Regions from separate parts of the Homo sapiens genome. Here region 1 is linked to region 2. The links are chromatin contacts, found by Hi-C or POLR2A ChIA-PET in ENCODE. All regions are on one chromosome and are shown on one strand. Each heading gives the region's core, a stretch centred on a gene start or an enhancer-like site at or near the end of the contact. The rest is flanking DNA. Distances are from core to core; before and after follow the strand shown. Region 1 overlaps FBXO38-DT (FBXO38 divergent transcript). Region 2 holds the start of SPINK13 (serine peptidase inhibitor Kazal type 13).

Evidence for each region. A loop is a pair of places that touch in the nucleus more often than their neighbours do. ChIA-PET counts read pairs that join two places held with the same protein, here RNA polymerase II (POLR2A).
Region 1: a loop to region 2 is called in a map of endothelial cell of hepatic sinusoid, with 6 times the contacts of the local background. The contact joins the enhancer-like site here to the promoter of SPINK13 in region 2. A Hi-C loop is called at or near these places in 1 of 168 maps with a recorded cell type or tissue (endothelial cell of hepatic sinusoid). POLR2A ChIA-PET finds 5 or more read pairs at or near these places in 1 of 52 experiments (PC-3).

The regions. Positions count from the first base shown.
Region 1 is chr5:148,340,256-148,346,130 of GRCh38, forward strand. All of the region lies in intron 2 of FBXO38-DT (FBXO38 divergent transcript), which reads right to left. Among named protein-coding and RNA genes, the nearest start is that of SPINK9, 7.6 kb to the left of the region's middle. Within about 2 kb of position 2,941, at least 4 of the 41 ENCODE cell types and tissues checked have a DNase peak (open chromatin) inside an H3K27ac peak, as active enhancers do; they include PC-3, where a contact is called at or near this core.
Region 2 is chr5:148,264,601-148,270,523 of GRCh38, forward strand. SPINK13 (serine peptidase inhibitor Kazal type 13) reads left to right here and starts at 4,194. Exons shown (of 5, transcript NM_001040129.3): 1 at 4,194-4,288; 2 at 5,440-5,542. The coding sequence starts at 5,473. FBXO38-DT (FBXO38 divergent transcript) reads right to left here. Exons shown (of 5, transcript NR_105057.1): 5 at 3,707-4,404.

The DNA.
Region 1 (5,875 bases), core at 1,691-4,190, 74 kb after region 2:
TTGTGCAATTTCTCACATATTAGTTGACGTCTCTGATACTTTTCTTTCTTGAATGTTTGATCTCAGGTCTGAGACCTGAAATTTAGCTTATCCTACTATTATATCATAAGTTTCTTAAAGACCAGAGAATATGCCTTGTAAATCTTTGTAATCCATTTGTGCATATATTCAATCACAAGTATCTATTAAGGCCTACTTTGTCAGTGTCAGTGTTCTGCCTTGGAGAATACAATGTTGAGCAGAGTAGATATGGTCTCGCCACCTTGGAGTTTATATTCTGTGAAGAAATTTCCTATGCTTGGTACAGCATCTTGCATAAAACTGATATAGAAACATGCTCAATAAATTTAATTGAAATTAAGCAACATTTTCATTAGATTATAACAGAGTCACCCATGAATTTAACATATGAAAACCTACCTATATATTATCTATAAAGAGGGAGAAAAAGAAAATGTAGTCAATCCATTTTTGAGCTATGATCTGGTCTTGCAAATTCATCAGAGATTTAGGGAACAAGACTGTCTATCAGAATGACCCATGTTAACCTCCACAGAATTCAGGTACAATGGTGTTTGTTGTTTCTTTTCTTTTCTTTCTATTTTACATTTTTTTTAAACTTTCGGAATGATGCAAGACCATCACTAACATTACTTAAAAACACTCTCTTTAAAATTTGTTGATTGGAATTTAGGGAGGGAAAAAAAGTGCTCTTCAAAGAAACTCTTTAAAGGAATTAAAAATATTAACCTAGAATTTATTCATCCATCTTTTCACCAAATATTTATTAAATATTCACTCTGCCAGATGCTGCTAGAAATGAATCAGAGAGCAAATAAATATAAACATTAGTCTTTTCTTCATGGAGCTTTAAGTATAGAGGGGAAGAACTATGTTAACAATACATCAATCTTAAATATACATATTTGAAAAAACTAGACTTAGACTGGGTAATCAGGAAAGACTTCCCTGAGAAGGTAACTTATAAGCAGAAACCTGAAGGATGGATAGAAGTCAGCAAAAGAAAATGGTGGGCAAGAGCAGTGAGTTGGAGTTGGGGGAGGTTGGCCATGGGGTTGAGAAATGAGAAGCAGCCAGGCACAGTGGCTCATGCCTGTAATCCCAGCACTTTGGGAGGCCAAGGCAGGAGGATTGCTGGAGCCTAGAAGATAAAGACCAGCCTGGGCAACACAGTGAAATGCCATCTTTACAAAAAATAGAAAAAATTAGCTGGTGTGGTAGTATATGTCTGTAGTTTCAGCTACTTGGGTGGCCAAGGCAGAAGAATCAATTAAGCCTGGGAAGTCCACTTGAGCCCGGGAGGTTGAGGCTGGATGTCAAGGCTGCACTGAGCTGAGATTGCATCCCTGCACTCTGGTCTGGGTGACGAAGTCAGACTCTGTCTCAAAAATAATAATAATAATAAAAGGAAAAAGAAAAGAAAAAAAAAGAGAGAAGCATCATTCCAAGCAGAGTGAACACATGAGACTGCAATGTAGAAAACCAGCATAAAGAGTTGTTGGCCAATTCATGTTTTCCAACCACTCTTCCTTGTTATCCTCTCTACCACCCACTTCCCACAATCCATTTTCTAACAGCCTTCAGAGTGGTATTTCTAAACATAGACCTCATCATCCATTCCCCTGGTAAGGTTGCTTCAGTGAGTCTCACTGCTTACAGCCCCATCAATATCGGCCACCTCACTCTGCAAACTCATCTCTCTCCATTCCACACTTTGCCCCAGACTGGTCACCACTCTCAGAACCTCCCATGCACTCTGAAATTTTGCACATGCTCATCCCTCTTTCTACAATTCTCTTTCCCACTTTTCCATCTTACCAATTTCCACATCATCTTTCAGCCTTAATGTCATTATCTTTAAAAAGTATCTCTTATGTATTTGGTCCTCCTAAATTAGCATACTTTATATTATTTTCACTTTAGCTCTGTAACCATCTGTTTCCACTGGCATACTGCAGGCTTGCAGTTGGCATGCCATAGGTGTTCAATTAATACCTTATAAATTAACTAAGTTAAATTAAAATGAATTGAATTTGGCTTCTGTCAACAAGTAAGCAAGGAAACCATGATGTCTTTTCCCAGATAACTCTGAAGTCAAGTGTCTTCACTCCCGATCCAGCTCCAACATTAGAATATATATCTATTTGCATTCTGCATCAACCCAAACTCTGCTTCTTCAAGCTCCCTATAAAGAATCCACAAACATACAAACAATAGAGAGCAATAAATGCTTTTCTGGAGATTGTGGAAGAGTCATCAAAATGGCCATTACCTTGCACAGCCCACAGCCCAAGATTCCTTATTACATTGCTTTCATCTCTTGCAAAACCACCTCGTAAAATCCTTGTCATTTGTAACATGAAAAAAATTACCATAAATTTTTAAAGATATACAAATAAAATAAGATGAAAACAATTAAATAATTACCAAAACCTGTTGCTAGAACTGAAGCCTACACAAATTCTAAGAAATCTCATTTTGTTTCATTTTTAATTAGCTCTTCCTCACATTTAAGCAAACCACACATTACTATATCCAATAAACCAGTCCTTGTAAAACAGGTAACTCATGTCTGTCAGAGAACAATTTTAAGCTAAAGTATTGACTTTGGAATGTTGATTAACAATAAGGGTGCAGATCAAGGAGATGGAATCCAGAGTTATAAATATGTTCCTTAACAAAACACATCCACATGGACACATTCTGGAAATATTTCAGAACTTCCTTTAAAAATAACTCTAAATCCAAACACAGCAGTCAATAAAAAATTAAGCTTTTTAAGAGCACCTGCTTAAAAATAGGAAAAAGGTTACTGGAGTTCTGTGAGATGCTTCTGGAGAGTTCAGGAAACTGGTGCATCACTCCCAGTTGCCAGACTCGAAGTGCTCCTTTCTAGGACATGAGGCATTTCATGCTCACAAATAGGTGTGGAAGTTAAAACAACTGAGGCCCCACCCAGCCAAGCCCTGCATGACTAATCAAAGAGTAAGCCTGGCTTTGGGTTTCTTTCTATCCTTGTGCCCAGTTTCTGAATCTTATTCTGCCTGCCCGTGAAACCCCTGGTGACTGCTGCATCCCCAGCCTGAGCCCCTGACTCTGTAATGTGCCCAGGAGCCTAGTCCTCTGGTACTTTGCACCTCTAGGTTGTGCTCCTTGCTTCTCTCTTCTCCACTTTACTACTTCTAGAATGGCAGCCCAGTGGCAAACACTCTTAAAACACTGGCCACCCTACTTCTGTTTTGGCTGCCTGTCTGGGCTCCAGTTGTTTCTTATACATCTCTGAGGCCCACCAATTGCTTGAACTACCATCTGTTTGCTGCCACACCCTTTAGATATTAACTTGTCCTCCCTGTGAAACTAAAATTATTTGTGAAGCCTGTAGAATATAATGGTTAAGAACTAAGGGGTTTTGGGCAGAGAAAGTCCTGGGGTCAAATTTAGGTTTGCCACTTCCAAGTAGCCTTGAGTTAGTGGCTTAATCTCTTGAGTTTCGGTTCCTGCATTTCGAATGGAGACAATAACAGTTCCTTCCAGATTAGCATGAACTAATATGTATACAGCACATAATATTGTGCCTGGCATGTAATTAGCTAACAGGAAATGGTAGATTTAAAATATAATAACAAAAATCTGTAGTTGTAATAAGTTTGCCTCGTAAGCCTATGGGTGGTTCTAATTTAGGTTCTGGCACTTCCTAGTATTTTCTGCAACCCCACCCTATCGCAACCACCACTCCCACTTGACCCTATCCTGAGATACAGCACTGAGAGCCTCCTGTTAGAGTAGATACTCACAGGGACAGCCACAGAGGTCAGCAGAGAGGCTTGACTGCAATGAAATGAAGACACAAACCTCCATTAGGGCTTCTGGAAGGACATTTAAAAAATTATCCTAAGTGTTTTTTAGAAACAAAATAAAATTATATATATATCTTCTGGTTTTGAGCCCTTTAAGAGTAGGGAATTGGGTCTTGTTCATCCTTGTGTCTCAAATAAATATTCATCTCTTCTGCCTGACGCATAGTAGGCAACGCCTGACATATATATGTAATTTTTAAACTGTCAGGGTAAACGACATCAAAACAAACTCTACTGTGAGGGAAAACAACATCAAAACCAACTCTAGGATAAATATATTTAAAAACACATATGTAATATCCTAAGGGCACAAAGAGCCCCATAGTGAATTCTACATTGCCTGAAAATTACAAAAGAGACCAGTATTATTTAGCCAAGGCCAGAGAACACCACCAACTGAATACCTCCACAGATGAAGAAATGTTTCTAGAATCTGTGGTTGCGTGAGTGTCCTTCCTAAAAGAGAGGAAGATGGAAACAGAATTAGAGGAGAGCTGGTAGCCTGAGCAGCAGTAAAGAATGGCAGCTGGAGGGGAGGCATACAAACAGTTTAAAAGATAGAGCCCACGTGCTATTTCATAAACTGACTGATAAGACGTATGAGCATGTGTATTGTCATTATCATTATTATTTAAACTGTATATTTATTATATACATTGTGTATATACAATATATGACGAAACAGAGAAAAGATTAGAAGGACAAGGAGAAAATAAGTAGGTGTTCTCAGGAATAAATTGGCCATGAATTTGAAAACATTTGCTTTGTGAAAAGCATCAATATATTTGCATTTAAGGTATTTTCTTAAAGACACCTTCTCTAATATCTTCAGTCCTCTTTGATCACAAGGACTTTTTTCCCTCAAGGGAATTACTTTTCTACTAAAATAGTATTAAGTTGACCAGGAAATCCATCCACATAGGGGCCCACTTTACAAAGAATATAATGCAGACTGGAGTAGGGCATTACGTTGCTTAACTGTGGTGAATATTTCCACTTTCTCTGTGACAGCTTCCACGAAGAGCAAAGCAAAGCATCAAGAGCATTTTCTGACAGAAACTTTTGGTCAAAGAAGACACCTTAAATATTGAACCAGTGATTCCGAAATCTAAAGATTTCTGGATATCACAGACCAATTACATTTTTTATAATTATTTATTGTAAAATAAAGCAAAAACCAAAATAGAAATTCTATTTGTTGCAAGACAAAAATCACCCACAATTTTTAGGAAACTATGTCATCATTTTAGCCCTTATCTATATAAAGGCACAAAATTCACATATTGGCAATAATATAATAAATAAATGTTGTATTCCCTTTGGCTTAATGTTAAAATGCAAGAATACTTGCATTTTTGGGTCTGTTTTTCTTTCCTCCCAAACAGTAACCTCCTAAAATAACTGAAACAAGCAGTAAACATAATATTTATATAAAGTAACTACTGGAAGAGTAATAGTGGCATTTAACAACCACCGAGGAAGACCAGTGGTCCTCAAATGGCATTCTAAGGAAATTTAGGAATTCCCAAGTATGCTGCAGCAGCTCAGTAAAGAAAAAGCAGGACCAACAAACTAGACTTCTCTACTCCAACTTCAATTCAGAGATGCATCTCTTTTATATATTTTTTATACTGGGTTATGGTTAGATTCCCAGCTTCACTACTGGCTAGCTGTATGAACTTGTGCAAGTGTTTAATTTCCGGGATTCAGTTTCCTCTTCAGTTACATAGGGATCCTGTTTGTGCCCACTTCATAGAATTTGTGTAAGCATTAAACAACTTCATGAATGAAAGTGCTTAGAATATTTATGGTACATAATTAGCATTCAACAAGTATTAGTATTACTGTTAAAAAGTACAAAATACTGATGGCTACAATCCTCACACTCAATGCAGGAATTGTCTCCATGGGATTCTTAACAGATATTCATGTACCTTCATGGATCCCTGGAGTGAGCAGGAGCTCATCATTTCTGGAGGCAGTAATTAATGAGGAAT
Region 2 (5,923 bases), core at 2,944-5,443:
TTTTCAATGTAGTACTGGAAGTCCTAACTGGAAAATTAAGCAAGAAAAATAAATAAAAGTCACCCAAATAGGAGAGAAAAAAGTAATCCCTAAAGACTTCATCAAAAAAAAAATGTTAAAACTGATAAACAAATTTAGTAAAGTTGGGTGCAGGATAGAAAGTCAACATATAAAATCAGTAGTGTTTCTGTATACTAACAACAAACTGTTTAAAAAGTAAATCAAGAAAATAATCACTGCCATGGTCTGAATGTGTCCTCCAAACTGTGTGTAGAAAACTTAATCCCCAATGTAACCATGTTGAGAAGTGTGGCCTTTTGGGAGGTATTTAGGTTATGAGGGTTTTGTCCTCATGAATGGATTAATGCCATGATAAAATGGGCTTCAGGGAATAGGTTCATTCACTTTTATACATACATCTTCTGCCATGTGAGGATGTAGAAAGAGTAAGAAGGCCCACATTAGATGCTAGTACCTTGATCTTAGACTTCCCAGCCTCTAGTACCATTAGAGAATAAATTATTTTCTTTATAATTTATTTATAGCAGCACAAAATAAACTAAGATAATCTCACTTACAATAGCATAAAACAAATAATAAAATACCTAGGAGTAAGTTTAAACAAAGAAGTGTAAGATAAGTATACTGAAAACTATAAAACACTGATGAACGGAATTAAACACAAGTAAATGAAATATGTCCCATGCTCATAGATTCAAAGAATTAGTATTGTTGCAACATCCTTATTACCCAAATCAATCTACAGATGCAAAGCAATCCCTATCAACATTCCAATGTCATTCTTCACAGAAGTAGAAAAAAATTTCTGAAATTCATATAGAGTAACAGAAACCTCAAAGAGCCAAAGCAATCTTGATCAAAGAGAACAAAGCTAGAGGACCCATGCTATTAAATTTCAAAATATACTACAAAGCTATAGTAATCAAAACAGCATGGAACGACCATAAAAGTAGACACACTAAACAATGGATAGGATAGACAGCCCAGAAATAAACCCACACATATATGATTTTCAACAAAGGTGCCAAGAATCTACAATGGGGAAAGAACAGTATCTTCAATAAATGGTGCTGGGAAAACTGGATATTCACATGCACAGAAATGAAAGTGGATCCTTAGCTCATCCCCTATACAAGAGTCAACTCAAAATTCATTAAATACTTTAATGTAATACCCAAAACTAAAACTACTAGAAGAAAACAGAGGGGGAAGAAAGAGCTCCATAACATTGATCTGGACAATAATTTCTTGGGTATAACCCCAAAATCACAAGCAGCCAAAGCAAAAATAGACAAATGGGACAATACCAAACTAAAAAGCTTTGCACAGAAAAACAAAACAAAACAAAACAAACAAAAAAAACCAGAGTGAAGTGACATGGAAAGAGAGAAAATATTTGCAAATCATATATCTGATAAGGGACTAAAACTTGAAATATGCTAGGAACTCAAACACATCAATAGCAAGGAAACAATAAACCAACTAAACAGTGGGCAAAGGACTTGAATAAAGATTTCTTAAAAGAAGACACACAAATGGCCAATACATACATGAAAAAATGTTGAAAGTTATGTTAAGCAGTGGATATTTATTAAATACGTAGATCATTTCTAGCTAAGAAACTACTGAAACATTCATTGCTAAACCTAAATTTGAGCTCATATAATTTTGGCTTCTAATTTTTATAGAAATATTAATATTATTAATTACTAAACGTGGAATTTTTCAATTCCACATTGAAAAATTGCACTATTACAGCATATTTATAAAATTTGCTAATCTTCTATAAAATTCTTATATATGACAGATAAATCACAACAATCTACTTTCTCATTTTCTCTGTAAAAGAAAGGTTACTAATGATTGAACATTATAATCAATATATGTGCATAAAAACACTAGAAATAATGAGGGTGAAGGGAAGCAACATTGCATACATGAAAAGTATGCAAGGAATATTGTGTGTGTTTCTATTCAGGGGGAAAATAAAGGGTAACTTTATCCTTAAGTAAAATGAACAAGTTGATTTCAGTTACACAAAGTAAAATGTTACTTTTGTCATACCCGAGTATTATTACCATAAATAATAGTACCATAATATAAGCAATGAAGAGCCAATGGAGGACTTGAGTAGGGCAACAAGATCAGATTTGTATTTGGATTTGTGTCCACCATTCAGGTAATATCTGTACATAAATAAAATGGATAAACTACCCTGCAAGTCAAAAAGAAGGCCCATCATATTCATGTATAAAGGAACTATATTATAAAAATATTACTTTTCCAAAATTTATGTGACTCCTTCATCAAAATTAGGTGTTTTTTTTTTGGTGGACTAGATACAATGTCTCTAAATTACATCTGTGAAGACACATTTTTAAAAATATCCAAGAACACAGTAAACAACCGAATAAAAAAGGGATGGGTGGACTACTTTATTTCACCTTATATCTATTTATTTACTGAATACTTACCATGTGGCAAATTCAATGCTCTTCACTGTGATTACAAGGTAAAAATTATTAACAGATATAGGCAAGGCCTTTTCCTTAACAGAGCCTATATTCTAATAAATTAGAAGGCAGTATTTTGAAGAGATTAAAATCACTGGCTTTGGGAAAAGCAAGATTTAATGAAAGGAAGAGGGGTACTTTTTTTTTTTTTTTTTTTTTTTTTTTTTTACCAGAAAGGTGAAATGTGTTATACAAGGCATCCATGGTAAGGTTCTAAGAAGACTGTTGGAGGATAAATTGAAGGGATTTTTTTTTTCTAAACTTAGAGCAAATGTAGAGATAGCAAGTCAACATGGTCTTTGGCATGAATGTCATCTCTGTCCATTCTAGCATGGTTAGTAGCTAGTTGGTAGCTCCAGCAAATGAATTATCCCTTTGAGTTATCCCTATCTCAGTTTCTTTTTCTCTTATACAAGACTCAGAGTGGTATATACCTCACAGGATTATTATGAGGAGTAAATATGATGAGAAATGTAAACTCCATAGCCAGGTGCCGACAGAATGAAAAGAATGAATGAAGGTGTAGATCCCCAAGTAAGTTGATATGGAGTGAAGAATAAAAACAGAGGAAAAAAACGTAGATCATAAAAATTCCAGAATTTTAAAGTAAAAGGGAAAATAGTGGACAGGGCTTGTTCATCCTGAAGTTTGTTTACTCAGCAATGAAGAGATGAAGTTTTCCACTCAAAGTCATGTGGGTGGAATGGGATCAGATAGTGGAAATAAATTGCATAAAACAAAGAAAATGGTATGGGACATGTGGCATAAAGTAGGGACATGACATTAAATCAGAAGCTTTCACTGGAGTCTAAAGAGCTTAGGTAAATAATGATGTTAGCAGGATCACAGAGTCCCCTGTATGGAACTTTTTCTATCTTTCTCCACAACCAAGGTCTGGAGCAGGAAAATAAGAAGCTGAATTTATCCCAACTTGGAAGAAAGAAGGAAAAATAGAGAGCAGGACATCAAGAGAGGATGGACGTGTTAAGGAGCTAATTATTAACGTCAGACTGTGGAATTCAAGCTAGTACAGGAACACAAAGCCACAAAAGAGTGCTAACTACTCTAGGAGAGATTAAAGCCTGTGAAATAGAACTTTTCCAGATAATGGCGAGTTTTTAGGCTTGCTCATGCTGAAGCTTAATATAAGCTAATAAGTAGAGAAATTAGGAGGCTTGGATATTGCAAACTTTATTGGTTGGGGTGTTACCCAGGCTAATAGAAAAAAAATTATATCCTAGAAAGACAGAACAGGTGCGACTTCTGAGAAGAAAGGTTAGAGAAGACTAGAAAGGCTGGGACCACCTTGAATTTGGCACACACACACACACACCCACACGCACACACAAAATCACCAAATGATCTGGAATGTGGTAGGTCATTAATCTGCTTTGCAAATGTCAGAACTTTAGGATCCCAGTACTTCTTGTTCTCAGGATCCACAACCAGAAATCACAAGTACAGAACCTCCAGGTCTGTCTCTTCCTGCTGGAACAGGACACATCAGAGGGGTTGGTTCCGGAGAGGGATCAAACTCAGAAACAGCCATTAAAGTAAACTCATGCCAAGCAATTGGTCACTCAGCTATGCGATGAGTCAGCCTCCACTGCTGTACGTCCTTGGCTACAGACTCCTGGAACAGCAGCTCTTCTCAAGGCTAGTTGTGACAGACTCCTGGAACAGCAGCTCTTCTCAAGGCTAGTTGTGACATCCAAAGTGACAAGAGCAGGCCCATATTCAGCCACCTCATCCAGGTAACCACTCTTTGACTTCTCTCTCCTTAGTCCAAGTCAGCGGTGGGATCTCTTCAGCCTTCCTCTCTGTCAGTGGGTTTCCCTCTTTTTCCTCTAACACCCTCCTTTTGTTTCCTCTGCATATTAAAGTAGAGAAAATGTCACACTTATTTATGGTTCTCCTTCATTTCTCTTTATGCCCCTGCTACAATTTTGAAAGGAGACAGAATGGATAGAGTAGGGCGTGAGCAAGTTAAGGAAATGGACGGGGAAGGTATCTTCTCCCTGGGCCTAAATATTTCACTCCTAGCAAAGAAAAGTTGGGCTAAACAAATTGTCAATTTAATATGTTTAAACTCTACTTATATTAATATCAGTTGATTCTTTCAATATCCTATGAAGTTCATACTTTCTGAGGCCTACACTTCTCAGAGACATTAAACCAAGAATTTGAACTGCCATCTCTCTAACTCCAAACTCTGATTTCTAGCATCTCACTCAATTCAAGGTCATATGTCATATGTTTTTTGTTTTTTTTTCTGATTCTTGCATCAGGGAAGGTATACACAATTTTTATTAAGCATGACCAACAATTCTATGTTTAACCCATTCTTTATATTTGAGCCCATGTGACTGACCTGGCAAAGAGAAATTTAGCTGGGAAATAAAGGGCTTAAGTGTGGGAGAAACTGGTCCATCTCAGGGAATCACATGTTATAGGGTTATATGTCCAAGATTGTACAGGACAGCTCTCAGTTTACACCTGTTACCTCAGAATTCTTATGAATTCTTTACATGTCTGTATTCACTAACAAGAAGGCAGCAGCTTAGGTAATTAACAGCGAGATAATTAGATAATTGTAGGGTGAACCTATGTATAGGTAATAGACTTTGAGTCAGCCCTGATGAATATTGGGCCTAATTTTTCTTCCAGGCCAGAACTGTGATTGTCAGCTAGTTTTTGGCAGAAAAAAAAAAGTCATTTTTTTATGTTTTTCATCTTCCTCTTGAAAGCAAAAGGGCTCTCTCAGGCCTGAGTTCCTGGAGACCAGGTCAGTATAAATCACCAGGGCAAGTGTACAGGAATGGTATCACCTTAGGGTATTGTGTTCTCTCACATTGGAAAAGCTAGCTGTGGGGGAAACTAAAAACAATCTTGGGCATGTTCACAGGCCTTATCAAAGAAGAGTCTTATATGAGATCAAATGGCTGCCTTTCCCCACAAGATTATATTTTTCCTGGTATGCTCTACTTTGACACATGTGGCTTTCTCAGGTGAGTAACCTAAGAGGTTTTGGGAGATAAACTCTGATTTTCTTAAAGTTATAGGAAAGAAAACGAGTAATTTTTTACTTTTATGGGAAATATTTTGCTGAAATGTAAGCCAGTGCAGTCCAAACTGGGTATAATTAAAATGTATATTCTTAAATAGAAAAACCAGACTTGTTTTCTACATGGTGGAGTCACAACCTCGTGTCTATTCTGTCAATTCAAAAGAAATCCTCTAGAGCAGAGAAAATTGTGATTTTTTTATTGTAAGCAATATACAGTATAATTATTATTTTTCCTAGAAAAAATGATGCATTTTCTTATGGATTTCAAATATGATAAATGATATGATAAATATGATAATGAAAAATAAGCCAATGAAAAAAG